Regions from separate parts of the Homo sapiens genome. Here all the other regions are linked to region 1. Evidence: chromatin contacts called from ENCODE Hi-C or POLR2A ChIA-PET data. All regions are on one chromosome and are shown on one strand. The core of a region is the stretch at or near the end of the contact, and the rest is flanking DNA. Distances in the headings are between cores, read along the strand shown. Region 1 holds the start of IRF2BPL (interferon regulatory factor 2 binding protein like). Region 2 holds the start of ZC2HC1C (zinc finger C2HC-type containing 1C). Region 3 has its middle 20 kb from the start of FOS.

Region 1 (3,770 bases), core at 1,271-3,770:
GAATTTTGAGCACCCCAAACCACCTCTGCAAGCCTGAGCTTGTCAAAGACACCTCAAATCAGATTTACTGGATTCAAATCCCAGCCCCATCACTAATGGCTGTAGGCAAGTTATATAGCCTCTTTACTTTCCTGGTTTGTAAAATGGAGGTAAAAGAATCTACCCTGTAGATAATATTAAGGGTTTAATACTGTAATAGGCCGGTCACGGTGGGTCATGCCTGTAATCCCAGCACTTTGGGAGGCTGAGGCGGGAGGATCACCTGAGGTCAGGAGTTCGAGACCAGCCTGGCCAACATGGTGAAAGTCCGTCTCTACTAAAAATACAAAAATGAGCTGGGTGTGGTGGCGGGCGCCTGTATCCCCAGGTACTTGGGAGACTGAGGCAGGAGAATTGCTTGAACCTGGGAGGTGGAGGTTGCAGTGAGCTGAGATTGCGTCACTGTACTCCAGCCTGGGTGACAGAGTGGACTCTGTCTCAAAACAACAACAAAATACTATAGATAATATCCCCTTAATAATGTAGATAATATTAAGGGTGATGCAAGTAAAGCCACCTAGTTTACTAAGGTCCCACGGCAAGTCTAAGTAAGCGTTATCTCTTCTTATGACAAGAAACAAATTGAGGCCGGGTGAGGTGGCTCATGCCTGTAATCCCAACACTTTGGGAGGCCAAGGTGGGTGCATCACTTGGGCCCAGGAGTTTGAGACCAGCCTGGGCAACACGGCAAAACCCCATCCCTTTCCAAAAATACAAAAAAATTGGCCAGGTGTAATGGCACATGCCTGTAGTCCCAGCTACTAGGGAGGCTGAGGTGGGAGGATTACTTGAGCCTGGGAGGTCAGGCTGCTGCCAGCCGCGAGTGTGCCACTGCACTCCAGCCTGGGCAACAGAACAAGATCCTATCTCAAAAAAACAAAAAACCGAAGTTGAAATCTCAAACAACCCTAACAACCTGGGAGCTATCATTCCATTCTCTTTTCCATGGAAAAGAGAGATTTTGTGGGTAACTAGCTTAAGGGTGGAGAGCCAGTTAGTGATGGAGAGGAAATTTCAATCTGGTGGGCCACACTTCAGAATCCGAAATCCCATTATATTGCTTTCCCTTCTCCAGCCTTCCCTGGGATTATCTCAGTTTTCATGAAATAAAAAAAAAAAAAAAAGCAAACCCAATAATTAGAATAATCAATAGAAATGCCCCAACTAGAGCTATGACCAACATATCCATCGTGCCATAAGCAATACTGATGAGCAGTGATCTTGTAAGGCAGAAGAAATCACGGCCTTGGCCGGGCGTGGTGGTTCATGCTTGTAATCCCAGCACTTTGGAAGGCCGAGGCGGGAGGATCACCTGAGGTCAGGAGTTCAAGACCAGCTGGCTAACATGGTGAAACCATGTCTCTACAAAAATACAAAAAATTAGCTGGGCCTGATGGCGGGTGCCGGTAATCACAGCTACTTGGGAGGCTGAGGCGGAAGAATCGCTTGAACCTGCGAGGCAGAGGTTGCAGTGAGCCGAGATCGCGCCATTTTGCACTCCAGCCTGGGCGACAGAGCAAGACTCCGTCTTAAAAAAAAAAAAAAAAAAAAATCACGGCCTTGTTCCGCCTTCTGGGGCAACATGGAGTGAGATCACAGCGCCTGAGAAAGAACTTTGAAAACTGCGGCTGTGCTTTACAAAAATGTATCAGTATTATTAAATGCTGCCTCCACCTTTTAAAAATCAAACTCTAGAAAAAACACTCACCTGTTTGGCCTCTCCGGCCCCTCCCCCTCCCTGCCCTGAACTGCAGCTGTGCGCAGCCAGTTGCCTGTTTTCCTTAAAGGCCTCGGGGTGCTCGTATCTTCTTCAGACGTTCAGCCAAAATTTTTAAAGTGCGGCTGGGGGGAAGGGTAGCGCACTCTGAATTCATTTAGCTCTATCGTTGAAGCCCGGGTTCCTAGATCAGGGCACAAAAACAAATAGAAAAGACAATTTCTGGAAGATTGGAAAACAGCTAATTTTGCAGGTGCTTCGGCATCAGTGGTGGCGATGAATTTAACATCCATGCCGGGGGGGATAAGGTTCAACCGCAGATGAAATGGTTAATACCTTATACGAAATTCACGGCGAAAAATCCTGAAACAGGACATTTAAATTCACTGCCGAGGCTTGGGGGTGGGGTGGGGAGCAGGGATCGGAAACGACGCTAGTGGTTCTTAAATGCGTTTTTACTTGGGAATGCCCGGCAGGGAAAGGAAAGGTCATCGTCTGTTTAATTTCCACCCCCAGCTCTGGACTTCCAGCATTAGCTCGCCGGGCCTCAGCTGTTGTACACACACGGCGAGGGGGGAGGGGAGGGCGGAGGCGCGGAGGAGGGGCCGGCTGGGAGGAATCTGGGCGTCCTGCCGCGCATGCGCCTTGCCTGAGCAACAAGTGGGCTCCACAGAGGAAGTGTAAAGGGGAGGGGGAAGAACTGGTGCAGAGCATGGCGGTGACGTCAGCGCTCCGCCCGGGCGGCATCCCGCGCGGCCAAGCCGGGGACAGCGCGAGCCGCAGCCGGAGCAGGAGCGCCGAGACGCGCCTCCGGAACGTAGAGTAACAATCACAACCCCACATTCCGGGCGAGCGTGAGCACGAGCGGGAAGGGATGCGACCCGGGCCGAGGCGCCGCGCGAGCGCCCTGCAGCCAACGTGAGCGCCGCCAGCCGCGGCGGCCCGGGCGCCGGCCAGGCCTGGGGGCGGCGGGAGCCTGCGTGCGTGCACTCCTCTCCTCTGCTCTCGTGCGTCCTGGAAGCAGTGGCCGCGGCGGCTCCCTCCGGGGTGCAAACCCAGTCGCCGCCAGCAGAACGGCCGACGCTGCGGAGGGGAGAAGGTCCTTTCTCGGCTGCCACCCCCTCCCCCGGTCCTCCGGGGAAGCAGCGGCTTCAGCAAGATTGGACCCGGGCACCGGGTGGCACTGAACCCTCTGGCCCTCGCCCCAGGGGGCCCGTCGGGGAGAGGACGCAGCTCGTAGGGGGGTCCCCGGGGAGAGGAAGAGACAGCCCCTTTCGAGCTTCCACGCACCAGCCACTCCGGGGAGGGGGCCAAGAGGCAACGGCGGCCACCACCGGGCACCCTCGCCCCCTCCCCTCGGGCCGGGAGCTTCCAGCCCAAGTCTGCAGCACCAGGAAGAAGGCGCCTGAGCTCCCCTCGCGACGAGTCAACCGCAGTAGGAGGTGGGGGCGAAGAGAGGGCTGAACCCGTCCGCTGCCCGGGCGGTGGAGCCCCCACGGCGAGGCGCTGCGCCGGCGGTGGAGACTCGCGTTCCCTCCAGCCCCTGGGGCAGAACTTTCTCGCCCCCCCTCCTCCCTCCCCCGCAGTCGGACTCCCTCCCCAGCCGGCCAGTCCTCCCGGAGGAGAAGGCGCCGCGGAGACAGCCCGGGCGGGGGCCTACCTTCCCCAGGGCAGGCATCATGTCGGCGGCGCAGGTGTCCTCGTCCCGGAGACAATCTTGCTACCTGTGCGACCTGCCCCGCATGCCCTGGGCCATGATCTGGGACTTCTCGGAACCCGTATGCCGCGGTTGCGTCAACTACGAGGGCGCTGATCGCATCGAATTCGTGATCGAGACAGCGCGCCAGCTGAAGCGGGCGCACGGCTGCTTCCAGGACGGCCGCTCCCCCGGGCCGCCGCCGCCCGTCGGGGTCAAGACAGTGGCCCTGTCGGCTAAGGAAGCGGCGGCGGCGGCGGCAGCAGCGGCGGCCGCCGCCGCCGCCGCGCAACAGCAACAGCAACAGCAGCAGCAGCA
Region 2 (3,770 bases), core at 850-3,349, 2.0 Mb after region 1:
CCCAGCTGTGGCTCTTCAATGGAGCCGCTGGAACCTGAGGAGTCTGGTGCCATGGACAGGCTGGAATTTCTGGCGGATCCCTGCAAAGCACCGACTGGTGTTTCTGAAGGCGGGGAGAATTTCTCCACCGATGGCTCTGAGACTGGGTCTCGAATTTTATTATTGCTTGCTACCAGCCTTTCCCTTTTGAGCCTCTGGATTCTATAATCAGAGAACTGGAATGGACCTGAATTTTGTTGAGACCGTCCCCAAGTTTCATCCTCTCTCCTGTCTCTACTAAATTCTTCCTCAAACTCAAATTCTGGGGAGAAGATAGGTTTGTACATGGTGTTGCTTTTATTACCTTTAACTCTGCTCCTGGGGAGTATAATTTTCTGTAGCTCTCCGTTTTCATTTTCCTTGGCCTGTTCCTTTTGCGTCTGGATCCTTCTGAGTTCCTCCTCTGTCTTCTTCAGCTTTCCCCTCAGGAGAATCTGCTTTCTTCGGATTTCCTCCTCTAAGCTCTCCCCTGCAGCTTCTAGTCTTCGGATCTGCACCCACTCCGTCCTGTCAAAGTTTGCCACGGCCTTCTCCGCCTGCGTGGCAGCAAGAACAGTACCAACCACAGAAAAGTTGCCCTGGTTCCTCACACCAAAGTTCCTAGATGAAAACTCTCTCGGCTCAGGGGGCCTTGGGTAGACATTATGGTCCCCATCAGTGCCAGCCTCACCTGTACTGCACGACTTCCTGTGGACCATGGGTTTCAATGGGAACGCCCGGTCCACTCCAACTCGTTTCTTTGTAAAGGGGATAAAGTCCTGGTTATTGGCTTTGGGATACCAGGATTGAGGGCCTGACGAGTAAAACAAACCATTTCCTTGGCCCTGGGAATCACTTTCTGGATCTTGCTGGCTGATTCCAGTACAGTGGGGATAGGAGTAGCTCCGGGCTTTTGTTTGGGTGTTCCATTTGGGGTGAGTATAGACTTTATCCAGAATCAACTCTTTGTTGCTCAAAAGCTGCTTCTGGAAATTGTTCCTCAGGTGCCCCTTCAAGGACTGCTGGGAAGAGTCACCTTGTTCGTAAGAGTCTTGCTTGGCTGAGTGGGGCCCTGGAGCTTCCGTTGTATTATGTGGGAGCATAACGCCCACAGGCAGATGTGACGCCAACCGCTGGAGACCAGCCATTCAGGGCCTGGACTGACGCCTACGGGAGATTTAAACCAGATACACGGGAAGAGTTTGTCTGAGGTTCACTCTCGGCTGCTAAAGCAAACTATTTCTACATTTGCCCTGCCCACATTCCCTTAAACTTTTCTGGGGACAGTGTTGCTGGACCTGCCAAAGCTTCCCTTCAAAAACCATTTGGTGAGTGATTATGCACAAGACACTGTGTTAGGCCCTGAGGGTAGAAAAACGAAGGTGCTACAGGTGTTCCTGCCACCTAGCTTTCCTTTCCTCCAGCACCAGCCTCTGCCACGCACAGTATACTCTATAGTAGGTGGAAAGAGCACCTGACTAGAAAGTCAGGTTCTAGGCCTGTAACAGGACAAGCGACTTCTCCCTTGCTGGCCCCCGTTTCTTCCCCTGTAAACTGAAGGGTTCCCGCAGAGTCCAGCCTCACCATTTTACAGGTGAGAAAGCTGTGGCCCAGAGGTAGTGACTGGCACAAAGAACTCTCAGGGCTTCCCTCCTGCTGGAACCGTGCTTGATTCCAAAGAGCACAAAAGCTGCTAGGGCCTGGAGCAGGTGCCTGGCTGTCAAACCCTCATCCCAGGAGTCCCCGTGGCGCAGACTGTAAAAGTTTTGTAACCTGAGCGTTGAGGGCCACCTGACCTGACCGCGGCCGGTTTTAGATCCTTAAGGCTGAAGTCACGTTTTGTCCCGAAGGGTCAACTGGGGCGCCCCCACTTCGGACTCCACCTCTGGGGACAAGTCCTCTCGCTCTCCTGCCCTTCGGTCCCTTAGGAGGTGGAGGTGCTGATCCCATGTCTCCCCGCCCTTCTGCGTACCTGAGGCCCTCGGGCACCGCTCCTGCTCAGGGAAAACCCCAGGGCCTAGTTTCCCAGACCTGACCTCCCCATCAACCGACAGCCGCGCAGGCGCTCTCAGCTGGCTTCTGTTATTCCCGGTGCCTGGAAACCGAGGCACTGGCGCGCCAAGCTCCGCCCCTCGCCGCGAACTCCTCGGGGAGACGCGCGCAGGCGCAGTGCACCAGCGACCCGGGGCGACCGGGGGTGGGGGTGCGGTCAGCCCAAGGTCACTTGACCCAGTCAGTGTCCGGCCAACTCTGCAGCTCGGTCCAGCCCTGCCCTTGGGGAGCCGGGGAGGGGCGGGAGAGGCTTTTCTGGAGCTCCTTCAAAGAAGAACTTGTACTTTTCTGAGAACGACGCTCCCAGACCTTGGGGTGTGCCCTTGTCTGGCAAAGGGCGGAGGCCCTGGCTGTGCCTCCGCGTGCTTCCGCCGCAGGATGCCGGCGTCCGCCCGCCTGGCGGGAGCGGGGCTGCTGCTGGCCTTTCTCCGCGCGCTCGGCTGCGCTGGGCGGGCCCCAGGTATGGCTGCACGCGCGCGCTCCTTGCTTGTCCTCGCCAAGGCTTTGGAACTTGCTGCCAACGTTTTTGCTACGCAGTATCTTTCCGTGGTAGTTTTTGTGGCCAATCTAATTATTTTGATATTATAATGTTTTACTCACGTGGTAATTCTAGCCGTCTCTACTTAGGGCCCAGGAATGACTCAGCCAAATGTAATGATGATAAAGTTAACTACCAGATCGAAAATAATCAGTATAACCTGGCTTCAACAGTAAATGATACTCTATCTTGTTGACATCAAAAGAAAGTTCATTTTTCTTCTTCGCTTCAGTTCATCTGTGTAAGCCGTTTGGAACAGGCAGTTCGCTTTTTCCCTGTAACTACTCAATTCATGCACATGGAAAATAATGTAGACAGCAGTCATCAGTGTTAATACTTCAACATGTCATATTACAGCTGTTACCCGTTACAAGGAAATTCCTTGGTGGACCCTCCAGATCAGTCTTTTTTTTTTTTTTAATTCCTCGTTTTCATCCCTAGTTGACTCTACCGCCTCTCCGTATATGCAGCTCCAGACGTTTCCCACTCCACTCAGGGTCCCGATTATCAACTCCCACAGCTTCCCTCAGCAGAATTTACCGGCTTTCTTTTTCTCTTTCTCTCTCTCTCTGTCTCTCTCTCTTCTTCCTCCTCTCCCTCTCTCCTCTGTTTCTGTCTCTGTCTGTCTCCCTCTCTCCTCTCTCTCTCTCCTTCCCTCTCCTCTATGAGAAAGAAGGGCGACTTTCCATTGAGTTCCATTGAGTTCTCTTGAATTAGTCCTTTTCAGTACCCTCCGGGAATTGACTCCATCACTTTACCCCTGCATTTTTGTTTTGTTTTGTTTTCTGTTTTGTTGGTTTTTGGGGTTTTTTAAAGTTGTTTGTTTTTTGTTTTTTGAGACGGAATCTCGCCCTGTTTTGTTGCCCAGGCTGAAGTGCAGTGGCGCACTCTTAGCTCACTGCCACCTCTGCCTCCTGGGTTCAAGTGATTCTCCTGCCTCAGCCTCCCGAGTAGCTGAGATTACAGGCGTCTGCCACTACACCTGGCTAATTTTTTGTATTTTTAGTAGAGACAGAGTTTCACCATGTTGGCCAGGCTGGTCTTGAACTCCTGACCCCAGGTGATCCGCCTGTCTCAGCCTCCCAAAGTGCTGGGATTACAAGCATGAGCCACCGGGCCTGGCCTTTGTTTTTGAGACAGGGCCTCACTCTGTTGCCCAGGC
Region 3 (3,770 bases), core at 821-3,320, 1.8 Mb after region 1:
CCTGAGAGGTGGAAGTTGCAGTGAGCCAAGATCCTGCCACTACACTCCAGCCTGGGTGACAGAGCAAGACTCTGTCTCAAAAAAAAAAAAAAAAAAAAATTCTAAGACTGGGAGATGGAGAAGGACATGGAAATTTGGAGGTTATAACTGATGCCCTTGGACAGAATCATAAAATGGGTTCATATGCTAGAATCAAATCTAGGCACTTAGATATTCTGTCATCTTTCACCTTCCTCCCCTCTTCTTCATCCACACTGAGAAAATGCCCTCAGTCACCTCTTCCAGCTTTTCAGGTCATCTTCAATGTACAGTGTAAATATTATCTCGTTATTCCTCTTTCAGTGTAACCCAGATATATTGGCTCTCAGAGACCAAGACATGCTATATTCCTGGAAACATAAAGAGAGATGATAGAATTAGAAGGGATGTTTGATGGTCTAAAATGGATCTTATATCCGACTTTCAAATATTCCCTGGCAGTGTCAGGACAGAAGGGAGACTAGCCTAGCAATTTAATATATTTACTGGGTAAATAGTAAGCACTTGCAGTCCCTGACTTAATCAGAATGAAGTTCATTACGATAAAGAGCTGTGCCCTTTGGTCCTGTTTGCATTAAGCAGGCTCTTAATTTCATTTAATTTCACTACATCTCTGAAGGAAATTATAGGCTATAAGGCTAGCCAAAGAGTCGGAGGGGAGGACAGATAGCAAGCATATCCACCAGAGGAGATAGAGGAAAGGAGGTAGTGGGCTAAGATTAGAGCATAGAGGACAGAGATTCCCCTTATCAACCCCAATCTATGAAACTAATTTTACTTTCTTGTTTTTAACTTGACGTTTGTATCAGTCTCTCTCTTTCTCTCTGGGTTTTAGAAACATGTTATCAGGTCATCTAAACCTTTTATGAAACATTTCAGACTTGTACGTGCATGAGCTGGTGAAGATTTATTATATTTGACACCATAACTACAGATTTTAAGGCATTCTTTTAAGCGCAACTTGACTGAAACCCCTGAGGCTAGATCGCTATCTTTTGCCAGATGTTAACTTGGTTTCACTGATGGAAACCCAGGGTAAGGTTAAAACTGTTTCTGGACACATTCGTACCTTGGAATGTTTAACTCCATCAGTATATTAGTATTAGATATCAAGAAACCTGGGCTCTTGATCTGTGTTCATCTCTGTCTTCAATTTCTTTCTGTTTCTATTGGAGAAATCAAATGGTCCCCCCGATTTGAATTAAAACAGGCGGAGAGGAAAGAATAAGATCCAATGAGCCCATAAATAGAAGTACCCACCCAGGTCCTTTGGGATTCTTTGGTATCTATTCAGGTTACAAGAAATCTGCCCATCTCTGGGTGGGAATACGGATAAATGATGTCATTCAACAGAATTAGGACCAGACGGGGAAATGTATCCAAATCCTGCAGGGGGTAGCACTGAATGCAGGCTTTAGATATGGAAAGGCCTCCGAGTGCTCTCAAGCATAAACAAGAGTAACCGTGAAGGCAACACAGTTTCTGGGATGTGACTGAGAGGGTAACGGCACTTCTGAGATGTGCTGGGGGGTGGGAGCAGGGGTTATAACACCAAATATTGGGTTGTGACAGACGCCGGGCATGAGGGCCATAATTCCCACAATGGACTAGAGCACAGTGGAACTATGTCATCTGCTGGGCTGTAATCGGTAGGAGCAAGCTGCACGTTCAGCACGTTTTCTCCTGGATCCCATCCTTGGCGACCGATCTAGACCTCAGCCTCCAGGATCTGTTAGAGAAATAAACAAGTGGGAGACAACAACCAAAACAGCAACACAGTCGAGCGGGCGCGGGAGACGAAGCTCCGCCTTTGGAAGCCTCGGGCCAATCAGAAGCCTGTTGCTGGGGCCCGGTGTTTGGCCGCCTGACGTTCCCATGGAGACGGAAGAACGTTACACACCAAACACTGGCGACGTTGACGTCTATGCATTATATCCATGGAGACGACAGAGTAAACGTCATCCCCCCACACTTCCCCGCCTCCCTTAGCGCCAGGGGCTGAGGGAGCGACGCAGGCGTCGCCGTCACGTGCTGGACGCCAGGAGCGAAGCCCGGTGGGCGGGGCCTGTTGCTATGACTGCAGCTGCGGCTGTTTGGAGCTGCAATTAGAAAGTGCTGAGGTGGCAGTGGAGCCAGAACCGATTCTGGAACAGCTTCTCCCGCCCCCGGGCCAGAGAGGGTTCCCCAGCCCCTGGAAAGCCAGGACACCCCCTAGGCTGTCCCAGCACGCCTCAGCCTCAGGTCCTGAGCCAACATCTCTCTGCGCTGCCTGTGAATCCAGACTGTGACTCCAGACTGAGGGCCAAACCGAGACCACTCCCTCCACCGTCAGTTGGCCATAATTGTCAGGGTGACCTCCCCGACCGACCGTCTCCACCGACCGTCTCCTCCAGACAGCAGCCCACAGAACAGCCACCGACCAAACTGCCTTGCCCATGAGACAGGAGCAAAACCAGCTTAGAAAACTTTCCCACTGTTGGAGTAAAACCCAGAATTCTCCCAGAAAGGAGAAGCATAAGGAACTTTGAATTTATCTTTTATACTTTAAAAGCAGCAGAACTTGAGACATTCATTCCTCGGAGCTTTGTTGAAGAATTGAGGAAGGGGTGCTTAATAATCCCATTCAAGAATAGTTCCTCTGGAAGGGAGAGAAAACTCAGAAATCCCTGAGTACTGTGATACTCCAAAATGGGAAGGCCTGGAAAAACCTAGGTCATTAAAAACTGAAGCTTAAATTTCTACATTGCTTAATTTTGTCTCAACTGCACAAGCCAACAGAGTGTGAGAAATCTCTCTGCGTGCCAGCCTCCCTTTTCGTCACACAACTCTGGAAACAGTTATAGGAAGATTGCAGCAACAAATTGTAAACAAAACCAGGTCAAGAAACAGAGGAGAGGGCCAGGCAGGGTGGCTCAGGCCTATAATCCCAGCACTTTGGGCAGCTGAGGCAGGTGGATCACCTGAAGTCAGGAGTTCAAGACCAGCCTGGGCAACATGGCGAAACCTCCTCTCTAATTAAAAAATAAAAAATAAAAATAAAAATTAGCCAGGCTTGGTGGCGGGCGCCTGTAATCCCAGCTACTCGGGAGGGTGAGGCAGGAGGATCGCTTGAAACCAGGAGGCGGAGGTTGCAGTGAGTCAAGATCGCGCCACTGCACACTCCAGCCTGGGCGACAGAGCGAGACTCTGTCTCAAAAAAAAAGAAGAAAGAAACAGGAGTGAAAAGTTGAGATGACCATGTGAAGCCAGCCAACCTGAACAAAATGTAACTTTTGAATGATAAGGCACAGCTGAGCGGCCCAGACTTTGAATTTTCTCCAAATATCATGATCTTCCATCCTGGCTGAATTTAAATGGTGTCTTTTGTATTTGGGGGAAAGCAGAGGGGATATTATTTGCTGGAATTAAAAGCAAGCCATTTGGGTGAGCACATAGTCTGTTGCAGATGGTGGAGGCATAAAGAGGGATTTCATGTAAATGAATGGCATTCGGAGTTGGCCTGGGCTTTCTGCATTCCTCCACCAACACATATCCAATCCCATTGTCTATCTCTGAGAAATCAGCACCTCAGGGTCCCTTCCCTGTTACTCCATAGTAGCCCTCCCTGGGCCCCCATTCAGATATTTTGCCACCTGTCCACAGAGCATATCCGTTGCCTTTCAACATTCCCTTGCTCCATCCTCTGACCTACCTATTACTCACTTCCCCGACATCCTTCCCTAAACACTTCT

The links. Hi-C counts contacts between places; a loop is a spot of excess contacts on that map. ChIA-PET counts read pairs that join two places held with the same protein, here RNA polymerase II (POLR2A). Pooled maps may share reads with other maps.
Region 2: a pooled map shows a loop between it and region 1 (2.5-fold over the local background). The contact joins the promoter of ZC2HC1C here to the promoter of IRF2BPL in region 1. A Hi-C loop is called at or near these places in 5 of 50 pooled maps. POLR2A ChIA-PET finds 5 or more read pairs at or near these places in 2 of 52 experiments (AG04450 and Panc1).
Region 3: a loop to region 1 is called in a pooled map, with 3 times the contacts of the local background. The contact joins the enhancer-like site here to the promoter of IRF2BPL in region 1. A Hi-C loop is called at or near these places in 3 of 50 pooled maps. POLR2A ChIA-PET finds 5 or more read pairs at or near these places in 2 of 52 experiments (PC-9 and activated naive CD4-positive, alpha-beta T cell).

Annotation. Positions count from the first base shown.
Region 1 is chr14:77,027,458-77,031,227 of GRCh38, reverse strand. IRF2BPL (interferon regulatory factor 2 binding protein like) reads left to right here and starts at 2,520. Exons shown (of 1, transcript NM_024496.4): 1 at 2,520-3,770. The coding sequence starts at 3,436. It overlaps LOC107984638 (a long non-coding RNA gene), which reads right to left and starts at 3,760. Exons shown (of 4, transcript NR_190002.1): 1 at 3,417-3,760; 2 at 1,748-1,940; 3 at 1,492-1,567; 4 at 1-1,401. RefSeq lists an enhancer at 947-1,467 and silencers at 2,231-2,360, 2,561-2,770, 2,891-3,390.
Region 2 is chr14:75,067,970-75,071,739 of GRCh38, reverse strand. It overlaps ZC2HC1C (zinc finger C2HC-type containing 1C), which reads right to left and starts at 2,099. Exons shown (of 3, transcript NM_024643.4): 1 at 1,991-2,099; 2 at 1-1,185. The coding sequence starts at 1,166. It also overlaps a transcript of ACYP1 not described here. RefSeq lists enhancers at 1,353-1,904, 1,905-2,456 and a silencer at 2,081-2,200.
Region 3 is chr14:75,257,376-75,261,145 of GRCh38, reverse strand. No RefSeq gene overlaps it. Among named protein-coding and RNA genes, the nearest start is that of FOS, 20 kb to the left of the region's middle. RefSeq lists enhancers at 1,585-1,844, 2,025-3,003, 851-3,425, 3,703-3,770. Within about 2 kb of position 2,070, at least 37 of the 41 ENCODE cell types and tissues checked have a DNase peak (open chromatin) inside an H3K27ac peak, as active enhancers do; they include PC-9, where a contact is called at or near this core.